2 separate regions of the Mus musculus genome follow, and region 1 is linked to region 2. Evidence: chromatin contacts called from ENCODE Hi-C data. All regions are on one chromosome and are shown on one strand. Each heading gives the region's core, a stretch centred on a gene start or an enhancer-like site at or near the end of the contact. The rest is flanking DNA. Distances are from core to core; before and after follow the strand shown.

Region 1 (6,468 bases), core at 276-2,775, 850 kb after region 2:
CTACAGAGAGTGTTCCAGAAACTTTGTAGCATGATTCTACTGTGTGTGTGTGTGTGTGTGTGTGTGTGTGTGTGTGTGTGTGTGCACGCACACACATTTAGGCACACACCTGTACCAGTGCATGTGTCTGCCAGAGGTTGAAGTCAGGATGTCTTTCTCAGTTGCTTCTCTTCCTTGTGAAGTAGGGCCTGTAGCTGGACCTGAATCTCCCCGTTTCATCCCATAGGCCCCTGCATTTGAACGCATGCCCTCAAGCCAATGGTGGCATTATAGTAGGTTCTGGGGCCTTTACGACACGGGACACCTTTGGCACGTATAAGCCAGTCAGGATAGGCATTGAGGGTTCTATAGCTCAGCACCCACTTCCAGACTTGTCTCAGTTTCCTGTCTGCCCAGATGTAACAAGCTAGAAGGACTGGCCAGTGAGCTCCAGGGGCTCCCGGGATCTTCCTGTCTCTATCTCCAGACACACACAGCCATTCTCCACTGTTTACATAGGTGCCAAGGATCCAAACTTAGGTCCTCATACTTGGACAGTAAGCCCTTTATTGAGCCATCTCCCAGTCCCCCTCCCCGCATTCATTGTTCAGGGGTGATGGGATGTCAGATTGATAGTTTACTTTCAGATAACTAAAAAGCACCCCCAAGATATTCTATATATGGTAACTTGCTTTTTAAAAAGATTTATTTATGGGTGCTCTGTGTGTATGGCTGCATGTCAGAGAGGACATCAGATCTCATCATAGTTGGTTGTGAGCTGCCATGTTGTTTATTGGGAATTGAACTCTGGACCTCTGGAGGAGCAGCTAGTGCTCTTAACTGTCGAGCCATCTCTCCATCCCCTATATCATACTTTCAGGTACATGTTATTGTTTTGTAATTTTAAAAATGCTTTAAAATAAAGATGTGCTATATATATATGTATATGTATATATATATGTGTGTGTGTATGTTTATATGTGTGTGTAGCATATATACACATAATAAGGGAGTAGAGGAGAGGGATAATAATATTCATTTCCCTTGTATGCCATATCTCATATATATATATATGTATATGTATATGTATACACACACACACACACACACACACACACACACACACATATATATATATATATATATATATATATATATATATATATATCAGGACTCTTTATAAATAAGAAAAATGTGAGTGAATGGAGAAAAACTCCATAATTTCTGACACTGACTGAACATAGCTACAAAGGGAGCTGTACTATGCTGCTGCTTCTTTTAACACAAAGCAGCCTCCTCTATGATTCCTGCACAAATACATGCAACACTTTTAATGTCTGAGGATGGCACACATTTTTTGTAGGTTAATTATTTTTCCTGTCATATGGGGGGCGGGAGAAAGAAAGAAGATTGCCAACAGAAGTCATTTAGAACTGCATTTGGGAATATTGCAGAGAGAGAGAGAGCCATCTCTGCCCCTACTGACAATGCTTTTGATCCTCTCTGGCCGCAGGTCAACATCAACACCCAGGAGCTTTGGGAAGAAATGCTCGGCTCTAAAGGACTGACTGGTGATTCTAAATGAAGCCACTTCCCCTAAGCCATTCTTTTCGAAACCGTTCAATGATGCATGTGGAGAAGGGGCTACTGTGGGTGGTATTGTTGTAAGCCTGGGTCTCAGTCTCTAGGGCTACATTAGCCAGGGATGGTGGCTTATGCCTATAACCCCAGCGTTTGGGAGCTGGAAGCAGACTGACCAGAGTTCAAGGTCCACACGGCAAGTCTGAGGCTAGCTTGGGCTACCGTGACTCTGTTTCAAAATGTACAAACAGAAAAGGAACCAGCTGACTTCTTTGTGTCTGTGTGCACAGTGGTCCACCTTCTTTGTGTCTTCACTCTCCCGTTCAGTTACCTGCAGAGTCCCACGGAAAATTCCAAAAGTATAAGTACATCATTTTAAAATTTCGTGCCCTCCCTACGTTGTGCGTATCACTTGCTCATTATTCTTTTAGAAACCAGTTATCAAACTGGCTGTCTCAGTCCTTGAAATGCTTGTATCAGCTCCAGTCCCATCCAGCTTCTATTGCCCACTGGTGTCTTGAAGCAGAGTCCCTGAGAATACCAGGTACCGTCCATTGTACTTCATATAGTTGGGCATCAGTAAACTCAGCTCATTGAATGAGTCAGTACTGTCAGGTACAAGGGTTCTTCTCTTGGTTTAGAGCTGATTGCTGTACTCAGTTGCATGACCAGGCACAGAGAACCTTAATAATCTGATGCACAAAAGGAGAATGTTTCTGAAGGGAAAATGGGCTTTCCTGGAACTCCCAGGGTGGAGAATTAGACATCACAGAGAACTAACTGGAACCAACCAGGGACTGCACAATCATTGTCCACAGCTATCTTCTTTGTATCAGTTACCACTGCTGGGTAACACTTTACCCAAGCAATAGTGGCTTAAACACGGGCTACCTTCCAGTACCTGCAGTTCTTGGATGAAGTGCAGTCCAGCTGAGTGCTTCTGGCCCCGGAGGCTTTACCAAGGCTGTTTCTGTGTCATGGATAGATTTTCGCTTCGAGGCAGGCTTGCTTGCTTCCGAGCTCTTTTTATACGGCTGTTGGTGGATCGAGCTCACTCAGTGGTTGCCAGCAGGGTTCACATCCTCACTGGCTGTTGGCCGAAGATGTGATTTCTTGCCATTGGTTTCTGTGTGAGGCTTCTCACATCATGGTAACTTGCTTGCTCCAGACTGGGCACTGAGAGACCACCGCTGTGAGTCAGCCTTTGTTAACTTAGAAGTCAGATCCATACTCTATTGTGCTTATTAGAAGCCCATCATGAGATCCAGCCCACTCGAAAGGTCTGGGCCTGATATGATGGTGTGTACCCCAGGAGGCTGGCGTCTTAGAATTGACCATGATCTCCTGCCCGTGGTTCCTTCCTCTCCTCCAGGCAACTCTGCATCCTGTTATCCTCCTTTATCTACATCTCTCCATGACTCCTCAGCATTCAAGAGCACTCCCTCTCTCAAAAACCCCACTCCTTTCCAACCCCTTCCTTTACTGTTTCCACAGATGTGTCCTGAGCTGAGACGGCTTTCCAGAGCACATCCTAGGTTTCCCCTCCGTTTCTATGTTCTACTCTACGGGCAATCACAGTTCTCATTCCAATGCTCACCTCCAAAGTAGCCTATCTATGTGAAGTCTTTCCTGACCTCCACTTTTCCCTCCATGGGAGCCCCCTAAGGCTCTGACAAGCTCCCCACCATATTTCCAGTTTGGCACACCCTCCTGTCTGTCACCCCAGACTCTAAAACAACAGTGTTAACTTTTCTATCTGGCATCTGCAGCAGACTGACCCAAGCCTGGGGCCAAATGGAATCCAAATATTTCTAGTCCTGTTGATCCAGTGTGTGTGTGTGTGTGCGCGCGCGCACGCATGCATGTGCGTGCGTGTGCGTGCGTGTGCGTGCGTGTGTGTGTGTGTTGGCACACTCTCCAGTCGGAGAGATTATGAACCCTTTAGATGGTGCCAAGGGTTAACAGTTGTACCCATGCGTCTGCTTTGAGAAGGTAAAATCAGCTCTGGGGTGAAACAAACTATTACATTTTTACCAGTGGTGAAAGGACAAGCATCATGTATTATTTTTTTGAGACTCTGCTATGTGCCAGCTGCCCTGATAGGTGCTTACGTGACCATGGCTAATATTTCCTGAGCACTGACTATTCCAAGCCTCCTTTCAGTAGTTCAAGAGTGGAAAGCTCTTCAAAGACATCTTACTGGACAGGTTAGAGGAATGAACACACACACACACACACACACACACACACACACACACACACACACATCTCCTTTACAATGTAACCACCACAGGCTGCTTCCCTCTTTTCGCAAAGACTAGACCTTGCCTGGTTCCCTCTGATAGCAAAGGCTAGACCCTGCCTGGTTCCCTCTGATGGCAAAGGCTAGACCCTGCATGGCTCTGGTCCATATGAGTTGACTCAGTCTGTGCAGGTCCCTTACAGGCTTTACAGTTTGCTCCAATCACCAGGCGGGGGAGTGGCAAACCCAGCTCCAACACCCACTAGAATGGGCAGCATGAAAGAAACCCAAGTTCCCTTCTGACAGTCTCTCGGGTTCACCTCTTAGGAGAAAGATAAGTAAATGAATGCTGCTTTACCCAAAGCAGGAGGCTTTAAAATGTTATTTAGAAAACATACGTGTACGAGTGTTTTGACTGAATGTATGTCAGAGCACCATGTACATGCAGTAAGCATGGAGACCAGAAGAGGGCGCCCGATCTCCTGGAACTGGAGTAAAGGCAGTTGTCAGCTGCCCTGTATGTTCTGGGATCAGAACCTGGGTCTCTATGAGAGCAGCGAGTGTTCTTGACCACTGTGCCGTCTGAGCGGCATGAGAGCAAACGGCGGCTTTTAATGCATCAGGAGAAAAGCCACAGTTGCTATTATCAGTGGATAAGAGTCACCTGGAGGCTACTGGTCATCTGTACTGACCTACTTTGGGAGTAGTCTGTGTTCTCTTCAGATATTCACCGAGTAACACTCCGTGCCAGGCCTGATCCCCGAAAGGTAAAGGGGTCACCTTAAAAACAAGCTGCTGCTTCTTCCACCTGTACTCACTTCAGCTCTTCCTTCCTCACCCCCCACTCTCCTTTTAGACAGGTTCTCATGTAAAACAAACTCGATTGTAGTTGAGGATGGAGGGTCTTGAACACCCACCTGATCTTACTGCCTCTGCCTCCCAAGGGTTGAGATTACAGTTGTGAGCCACCGTACCCACCTGCTTCATTATATTTCAGATCCAAATTTTCATGTTGGAATAAGGGATGGCTATGTTTCGTGCTCAATCCTAATCCACTAGGCTTACACCTACCCAACAAGCACGTCCATTGCAGGGGTTAGAGGGATGAGAGCAGACTGTCACCATGAATGTGACTGTCTGATAAGCATTGTCGTTCCTTGCCTCCGGCAGTTGTGGACGTCTACCAGGGCTGGTGTGGACCCTGCAAACCCATGGTTAGCCTCTTCCAAAAGATGAGGATCGAGGTTGGCTTGGACCGTCTCCATTTTGCTTCGGTAAGATTCCCTCTCAGCAAAAAGTCACATAACAGCTTAAACAATTTAACCACAGAAGAAGCCAGGGCCAGGATGCTCAAGCTGCCTTTCAGATGGAAAGGCACCAGCTGTCACTGTGTCCTGTAGTTCCTCTAAACATACAAGCGCCAACCTCACCACCAAACTGTATGCAAACATGTCACTCAGTAGCATCTGCATATCTGTCTTAGTTGGTGAACACTGCTGGCTGAAATGTTACTTCCAGAACCCAGTGTTTCAAGACTTCCATCTTCTAGGTCATAAGGGGGATCTTTGAGCAAATGTTTGCTTAAAGTACAGGAATGGGAATTCCATAGAGATGTGCAAGAGACCCCACCGACACCCCAACACTGATGGATGATGAGGTTCATACACACTAAAGACAACAGGAGCCCCAGGGCTTATGCTAATCTCTCAGGAGGTCAGACTCCAAGGACCAGAGACAATAAAGGGGTTGTCTGAGGACCCTCAGGCACAACCACAGGAGGATGTCAGAAGGTGGGGTTCCCTGGACCAGTCAGTAGCTGGGTGGGGAGCCAGAGTCAGCTTCTCCCTTGATTCTCCAAGGCAATGCCGCTGACACAGCTGTCACCAATGTGTTGACCAGACAGTGAGCTGGGCTTCATCGGGAGGTGCATCATTGAGGGAGAGCGTGGCATTGCTGTGGCCCTGCACTAGCTGCACCTAGGGTGCCCGCTGACAGCTTGTTCTCTTTAGGCAGAGGCAGACCGCCTTGATGTTCTGGAAAAGTACCAAGGGAAGTGCGAGCCAACCTTTCTGTTTTATACAGTAAGTATCTTTGCGGACACAGAACGGTTGACTGCGGATCAGTGGTGTTCAGATAGATGAATCGGGTCTCAGGAGCCACCATGAGGCCTCAGACATACTAAAGGGTGATGTCCCTGACACACCCTCTAGACTGATTCACTCCGTTCCTGACCATGATGTGCCCTAAGGCATGGTCAAGGCACAGACGTGCTCATTCCTTTTCCACAGGAAATGACAGACTCATTGCCATGGTAGCCACTGGTGGCTGGACAGCCCTCCTAGGTGGCTGTGCATGGCAAAGGACACACATGTTGATGTGTTTATAAAAAGAGAAAGAGGAGGGAGATATGTTCTATGGAGGTGTGATGAGGTGTGGGGAGAGGGACCAGCCACACACTCTAGAGTGTAGCTTTACTCTCAAAGCATGCTCTCCAGATTTCTCTTCTCTGCCAAGGGGAACTTTTAGGGGGAAATGAATATATTATATAGAGAGAAACCATGTGTTTGCCTTGATAACCACAGTGTGAAGTGGAAGAAAGGCAAAGGAGCCCCCTGGGAACCAAAGGGTTCTGTGGTGACAGGTGACTTGGATGTCTTTGGATGTGC
Region 2 (7,344 bases), core at 1,220-3,719:
ACACATGAAGCCCAAAGAGCCAGGTCAACAATAATATGCAAGTAACAAGGAATGGGAGGTCGCCAGATTCGCATAGAAGGCATAGGTAGATCATTTAACTGCTTGGCTACTGAGGTGCAATTTTAAATACACTTTGGTTTCTTTGTGTGGTTACTGGGGACTAGCATTAAGGTAAAGAAATACAATCACTGGATTAATTTATTGCTAATATTTATATTAAAGATAACTCATTAACACTTTCCATTGGAAAGGTAAAAGGCCATGTGTTCCTGGGTTCCTCTTAGCCATCGGTCCCAAAGATACTAGAGCCTTGCAAGATCCTGGCCAAGCTCCTTCTCTCCTTATTCATAGTCCCACTGGGTACTTTTCTAGCTTTCTATGGCTTTAATTACATCCACCTGCCAGACTCTAAAATCCCAATCTCTACCCAAGGTCATCTCCACCCACTTCCCAATGGACATCTCACCTGTAAGCCAAGACTACCAGACCATAACATCCCTGCAACCTTTGCTTGTCTCATCCCTGCGGCCCTTACTACTCTCTATCACAGCGCAGTCTATCAGTCATTCAGTCCAGAGTCTTAAAATGATTCCTGACTCCTTCCATACCCAACACACTGAGCCAAAAAAAAAAAAAAAAAAAAAAAAAGCAGGTAAAATGATAGGACTGACCATTATTAACACATAGGAGATTTACTGTGCAGTGCTTGCTGAGCTAAATACACACCATGCTCAGAATATTCAGCTCTCACAGCAACCCTATAAAGCAGTTAGCCCACTTTTACAAAAAACGAATACTAGGTAATCGTCTCTTTTTAGATCTAGCTCCCACTGCCATTACTTTAGTCAAAGCCATGCTTGCTCCTTACCTTGGCTTCTCTGACTCTTTCCTGAACTCACTACAAACCATTCCCACAAAGATTCCTTGAGAGTGATCTGCTAAAAAACGCAAGCAAGATGATTTAAAGCTTTCACATTTAAAACTCGCATGGTTTGACTGTGTCCGCCACTGAGAGATTTAGTCTCTGTCCCAGTTAGGGTTTCTATTACTGCAATGAGTCACCATGGCCATGAGCAAGCTGGGGAGGAAAGGGTTTGGCTTACACTTCCACAGTGTAGTCGTCTATCGTTGAAGGAAGTCGGGACACAAACACAAGTTGCCCAGAGGCAGAAGCTGATGCAGAGGCCATGGAGGGGTGCTGCTTACTGGTTTGCTCCCCCTGCTTTCTTATAGAATCCAGGACCACCACCAGCCCAGGCATTGCACTACCCACAATGGACTGGGCCCTCCCACCTCAAACACTAAGTAAGAAAATGTCCTACAGCTGGATCTTATGGAGGCATTTCTTTCCATTCAGATAACTCTGGCTTGTGTCAAGTTGACACAAAACTAACGAGAACGTTTCTTTGAAGACCAAACTCCTGTGTTTATTCTCATGGTCACCCACAAGCTCCAGTAACTATATACATGCTCAGCACTACACTGTCTTGAGACAAGCTCACGCACCTGCTCGACTCTAGTGATCGTTTTTTTACTCCAGTGCGCCTCAATTTGTATCTAACTGTATACTGACCCTGGAATAACAAAGACATCTCAACTTCAACACAAAACAAGCAAAATTCCGCCTCCTTTCCCGTTTTTTAATTTTCATTTTACCGAGTCATCAATCCAAACTCAAAAATCAACCACATAAACTGTTTCTACCATTAATGTTCTCTAGCTTGCCACGAGTCTCCATTCAACTGCTTACCATCAAAACCTGGACACTTACTTAGACATTATCAATCCTAACTCCAAAATACGTTCCCCCAAAATACCAGCGTTCAGTTTCTTCTCTATACCTCTGCTTATTATGGTGTCCTCTTGTTCTTTTAACCTTAGCATGGTTAGCCTGGTGGCAGCGTTGCCCGTATTTTCCCTGGGATTCATCCCTATGCGTCCAACATAGTTTGAAAGGCAGCTAAGTGCTTTCCGCCCCCCCCTCCCCCCATGCCCGACGTAGCCTGGATCACAGAACTCTGCCAATCGCCACTGGGATAACAGAGTCCAGGTCAACCCTACAGCATGCCCCAAGCTAATGTAGTGTAATGCTTTGCAAGGGGCGGCACGCAAGCACTAGTGACTGAATGAATGAATGAATGAGGACTTAGATAAGTTCTGCAAGGACGGACGGAAGCCGCACGCAGTCTGACAAGCCGCCTTCACTCGTTAGAGCAAGCTCTAAGTTTCCCGGGCGCTCAGCAGAGTTCTGGCGGTCACTCACCTGCCTCGGAGCTGAGCAGGCGGCGAGGCTGCCCCACCTCGAATGGCTGGGGCCGCGTCGCGAGCAGAGCATCGGGGTGGCGCTGGGCTGTGGCCCGAGTACAGACCCGCCGTGCTCGCCGAGAGCCCAATTGGAACCTCCACAGCGACAACGGTGTTCTGACTGCAGCCATGATTACCAGACGCTCTTTGCGCCGGAATCGATAGAGCAACTTCCGGCTCGAGAGGTTTTTGTGCAGCATTCTGGGAAATGTAGTCTGGGTGGAGGCAAGGCGCCGCGGAAGCGTTTTAAAACTACTAAAATCTTTGTGCAAGCAAGGCAAGCACTGTATGGAATGAGCTATATGCCCCGCCCCGCTTCCCTCTTAGAGACAGTCTCTGCAGTCTTGACCTCAAACCCGCTGCAATCCGCTTTCTGACCTCTGATTACAGATGTGGGAATGAACTTTTTAAAGAATTTTTTTAAAGTAATTTTGTTTGTGTGTGCATGCGCATGAACTTGTATGTGGAGGTCAGAGGATAGCCTGGGAGAGTCGCCGCTCTCTTTCGACCCAGAGATGGAACTCAGGTGAAACTTGGTAGCAGGTATCTTTACAACCTGAGCAGGAATCTCACCAGCCCATTTACTTTTGTTTGTTTGTTTATAGTATTAGCTTTATCATTTGTATACAAGACATATACCACATACACACACATGCATACACACATAATACATACATGTTAAGAGTACATACATTAAGAAACAAAATAGTCGGGCGTGGTGGCGCACACCTTTAATCCCAGCACTTGGGAGGCAGAGGCAGGCGGATTTCTGAGTTTGAGGCCAGCCTGGTCTACAGAGTGAGTTCCAGGACAGCCAGGGCTACACAGAGAAACCCTGTCTCGAAAAAAAAAAAAACAAAAAAAAAACCAAAAGAAACAAAATAAGGGCTTGGAATTTAGCTCAGCACTAGAGTACTTGCCCTAGGTTCGGGTCCTAACAACACATGGGCACGTGCAACATCCCACCAACTGCTTATTCACAAGTACGTGTTTGAGTCTCTCGATGTGTGTACAGGTTTTTTGTTTTGTTTTTGTATTTTTTTCCTCTGTGCTCCTTTTCTCTTTTCTTTTTGGTTTTATGGTTCTGAATAATGAATGTGTATTGCCCTCCTAGACCTCTTCCCCCACTTGCGGGTTTAAATCCAACTGTTTGCAGTTCTTTCAAACTTTTCAAACGCACCCCAAATGTTTGTTCTTCATTCTGAATCCATAACCACCAATCACCTTATACCTTCCCTTCATCGGCCCTTCTATAATTTCTGGTCATTCTCCTTATTATCTGCTTATTTTTCTCACCACATGAAGGCTATGCCTATACATTATTATAATTTTACCTAGTACTGTTTATGTGCAGAACAAATACTTGTTGAATGAAAGAATGGATGGGTGGATGGATGGATGGAAGGATGGATGGATTGGTAAATGGATGGATGCATAGATGGATGGATGGATGGATGGATGGATGGATGGATGGATGGATCAATGGATGGATGGATGGATGGATGGATGGATGGATGGATGGATGGATAGGTGGGTGGATGCATAGATGGATGGATGGATGGATGGATGGATGGATGGATGGATGGATTGGTGGATGGATGGATGGATGGATTGGTGGATGGATGGATGGATGGATGGATGGATGGATGGATGGATGGATTGGTGGATGTATGCATGGATGGATGGATGGATGGATGGATGGATGGATAGATAGGTGGATGGATGGATGGATGGATGGATGGATGGGTGGGTGGGTGGATGAATGGATGGACGGATGGATGAGTGGGCACATGATTTCATTATATTCTTTTCTAGGTGACTAGGGAGTGCAATTCTTTTCCTTCCATAGATTAGTCAGCTTAAGTAAGCACTTTGCCCTAGGCCTGGCAGAAGAAAGTTGTTGAACAAATATGTGTTTGAATTTGCTGGATAGAGAGAGACTTAACTCCTAACCTCACCTATTTTCTTCCCCATTCCCCATTGTGAAAATTCATTTAACAAAATGGAGTCACTCCTAGCTTATCCCATTGTAAAGGAGTCTCCTCTCCACAGGAGACACTATAGCTATGAACACTTACTGCAAGAGCTAAACCAATCCGTTGACAAAGGCTCCCCTGCCTTTAAGAATAGTTTTACTTAGTAACAAGTACCAGAGCTGCTGTGACCGTTAGACTGGCTTACACAGTCATTTCTGAGGCTTGTCAGCTTTCTAAAGCAAAAAAGTGCCCCCCCCCCCAAAAAAACCCTATCTCCCTTCATTTCAAAGTGATTGAGACTATCTTAGTAAAACCCACAACTTTTTCTTTGTCCACTGAACATATCAGGGATCACCCCAGTTTTATGTACTCATGCCCCTGTTTCTAATCTTAATCTTTGTTCCCAAATAATTGGTTTTTTGGAAATTCATGCCTGTGTTTCTGTTTGAGTTTTAAAAGGTTATTTGCGTATTTATTTGTTTGATTATTTGTATATGTGAGTTTATGTGGCTATCTGTGTGCTCTAATCTATTACCTTCTTCCTGTGCACTTTACATGGGGGTCTGTCTCTACACTCGGGGCTCATGCTTTCTTGGACAGCCTGGAAGCCTCAGGGACCCTCCTGTCTCCACCCTCTCTATCAATGCTGGGACACATGCATGGGATATCCACCTGGTTACATGAGTTCTGGGACCTGAGCTTTGGTCCTCATGCTTGTGCAGCAAGTTCCCTTAACTCCTGAGCCATCAAAGGTGACAGCATTATGGACTCTACTATTGCTATTTGAATGGGAGAAGATGACAGCCCTAGGCTTGGCCTTAATTCAGGTAGGGGCTACTATCCTGATCTCCCTCATCACTCTATGTAGTAAGAAGTACCAATAGTGGGAGACTGAATCGGAAATACATGCAGCAGGCTCCCACCTCAAGCATTTTCTCTCAGAAGCAACCCTAGTCTTTCTTCCCCATGGCTACTGATAAGAAGAGAGGCCAAAGAGCTTATTTTTACTATATCCTGGTGTTGCAGTTACCATTCTATTACTGTGAAGAGACTCCATGACCAAGGCAACTCTTATAAAAAGAAACTGTTTCGTTGGGGATTGCTTACAGTTTTAGAGGATTAGTCTTTGATTGCTATAGCAGGAAGCAGACAGACATGGGCTGGAGCAAGAGCGAGAGCTTCAAAGGCATGAGGCAGAAAGAAAGAGGCATATGTGGGCTTGGCATGGGCTTTTAAAACCTCAAAGCCCACCACCAGTGAGTGATACACCGCCTCTAACATGGCCACACCTCCTAATCCTTCTCAAACAGTTCCACTAGCTGGGGACCAAGCATCTAAACATATGAAACGATGGGGGCCATTCTCATTCGAACCACCATACCTGGGCACCCTATGAATGGACAAGAGGTGTACATTTATAGAAGAGGAAATGAGTCCAGTTGTTGTATTAACTGCGTGTGGCACTGGAATGGATTAGTCCACATTTGGTGGATGACAATAGCAGAAATATCAAAATTCTACATGTTAGAAATTCGATGTCAGTGTCCAATGACCAAAGCCAAAGCATTGGCAGGTCCCTGCTCCTTTCAGGGGACTTACAGGAGAACTTGTCCCCATCCCTCCCAGCTGCTCATGACTACAAGTATTCTTGACTTGTGGGTGGACCACTCCTGTTTCTACTTCCAGCTTCTTCAGCTTCCCCCTTTAGTTTGTATCAAAAGAAAGTTTCTCTTTGTCCCTCTCTAAGGATATTCGTGGAATGAAGTTATAATCCTAGCTAGCTCGTATAAAATACACACAATCCAGGTATTTTATTTAAATGTTGTAAGCCCAGATTAGGCAGATTTTTAAGTTATTCTAATTTATTCCCCAGCTATAAAGTCCCTTGTTACTTGCTGATTCTCCTGGCCACATGTTCAAGGTCCCTCTCCTTTCATTCTAGCCTCTTCCATCTTCCTTCTTCTCTCCCCTCCCTTTCCCTGCAATGCCCCCCCCCAACACATTCCTCAAATCTCACCTTTCTCATATAATATAAGGGACACCAATTTTTGGAGCCCCTACATTTTATACTGGTGCAAATAAATCATGAAAGGCAGGATATATGTCAGAAAATATAAGTAAGGTGAGAATCCTTATAACTTAGTTCAATAATCAGAATTATATGCAGTTCTTAGGGTGTTATTAGATTTTCAAGAATCTCTTAGTGTAGTGACTGACCATCAATATGTAGAAAGAGTTGTTTTACATATAGAAACTGCTAAACTCATTCAGGATGATTCCAAAATAACTTCACTGTTTATTCAACTACAACAAGAAATCAGAACTAGAAATCAGCTATTATAACACATAACAGATCCCATACAGGTCTACTCGGCCTGCTAGCACAAGGTAATGAGGAAATTAATCAGTTATTGATAGGAAGTGTGCTAAAGGATTCAGAATTTCATAAAAAAAACAAAAAGCAAAAACAAAACCACCACGTTAACTACAAAGGTTTGAAATGGCAACTTTCTATCACTTGTCAACAAGCCAAGGGGATGGTAAAGACATGTCCCACTTATTCTATATAGAACCAATTTCCATTACCTACAGGGAGTAACCCTAAAGGTTCCCAAAGAAATGAAATGTAGCAAATGGATGTGTTTCATTTTACAGGGTTTAGTAAACTGAAATATGAAATACTATCGCACATATTCAGGATTTCAATGGGCAACTGCTTTAACTTCTGAAAAGGCTGATTCTGTAATTATGCATTTGTTAGAAGTTATGACCAGGGCTGGTGAGATGGCTCAGTGGGTAAAAGCACCCGACTGCTATTCCGAAGGTCCGGAGTTCAAATCCCAGCAACCACATGGTGGCTCACAACCATCCATAACGAGATCTGACTCCCTCTTCTGGAGTGTCTGAAGACAGCTACAGTGTATAAATAAATAAATAAATAAATAAATAAATAAATAAATAAATAAATAAATCTTTTTTAAAAAAAGAAGTTATGACCATTATGGAAATACCCACACAAATTAAGACTGACAATGCTCTAGCATGTGTTTCTAATAAGTGAAGT

The links. A loop is a pair of places that touch in the nucleus more often than their neighbours do.
Region 1: a loop to region 2 is called in a map of v-Abl transformed pro-B cells, with 2.7 times the contacts of the local background. The contact joins the promoter of Nme9 here to the promoter of Mrps22 in region 2. A Hi-C loop is called at or near these places in 4 of 37 maps with a recorded cell type or tissue (left cerebral cortex and v-Abl transformed pro-B cells).

Annotation. Positions count from the first base shown.
Region 1 is chr9:99,454,718-99,461,185 of GRCm38, forward strand. Nme9 (NME/NM23 family member 9) reads left to right here and starts at 1,526. Exons shown (of 10, transcript NM_001165957.1): 1 at 1,526-1,550; 2 at 4,973-5,076; 3 at 5,812-5,883. The coding sequence starts at 1,526.
Region 2 is chr9:98,599,210-98,606,553 of GRCm38, forward strand. Mrps22 (mitochondrial ribosomal protein S22) reads right to left here and starts at 2,470. Exons shown (of 8, transcript NM_025485.3): 1 at 2,264-2,470. The coding sequence starts at 2,435.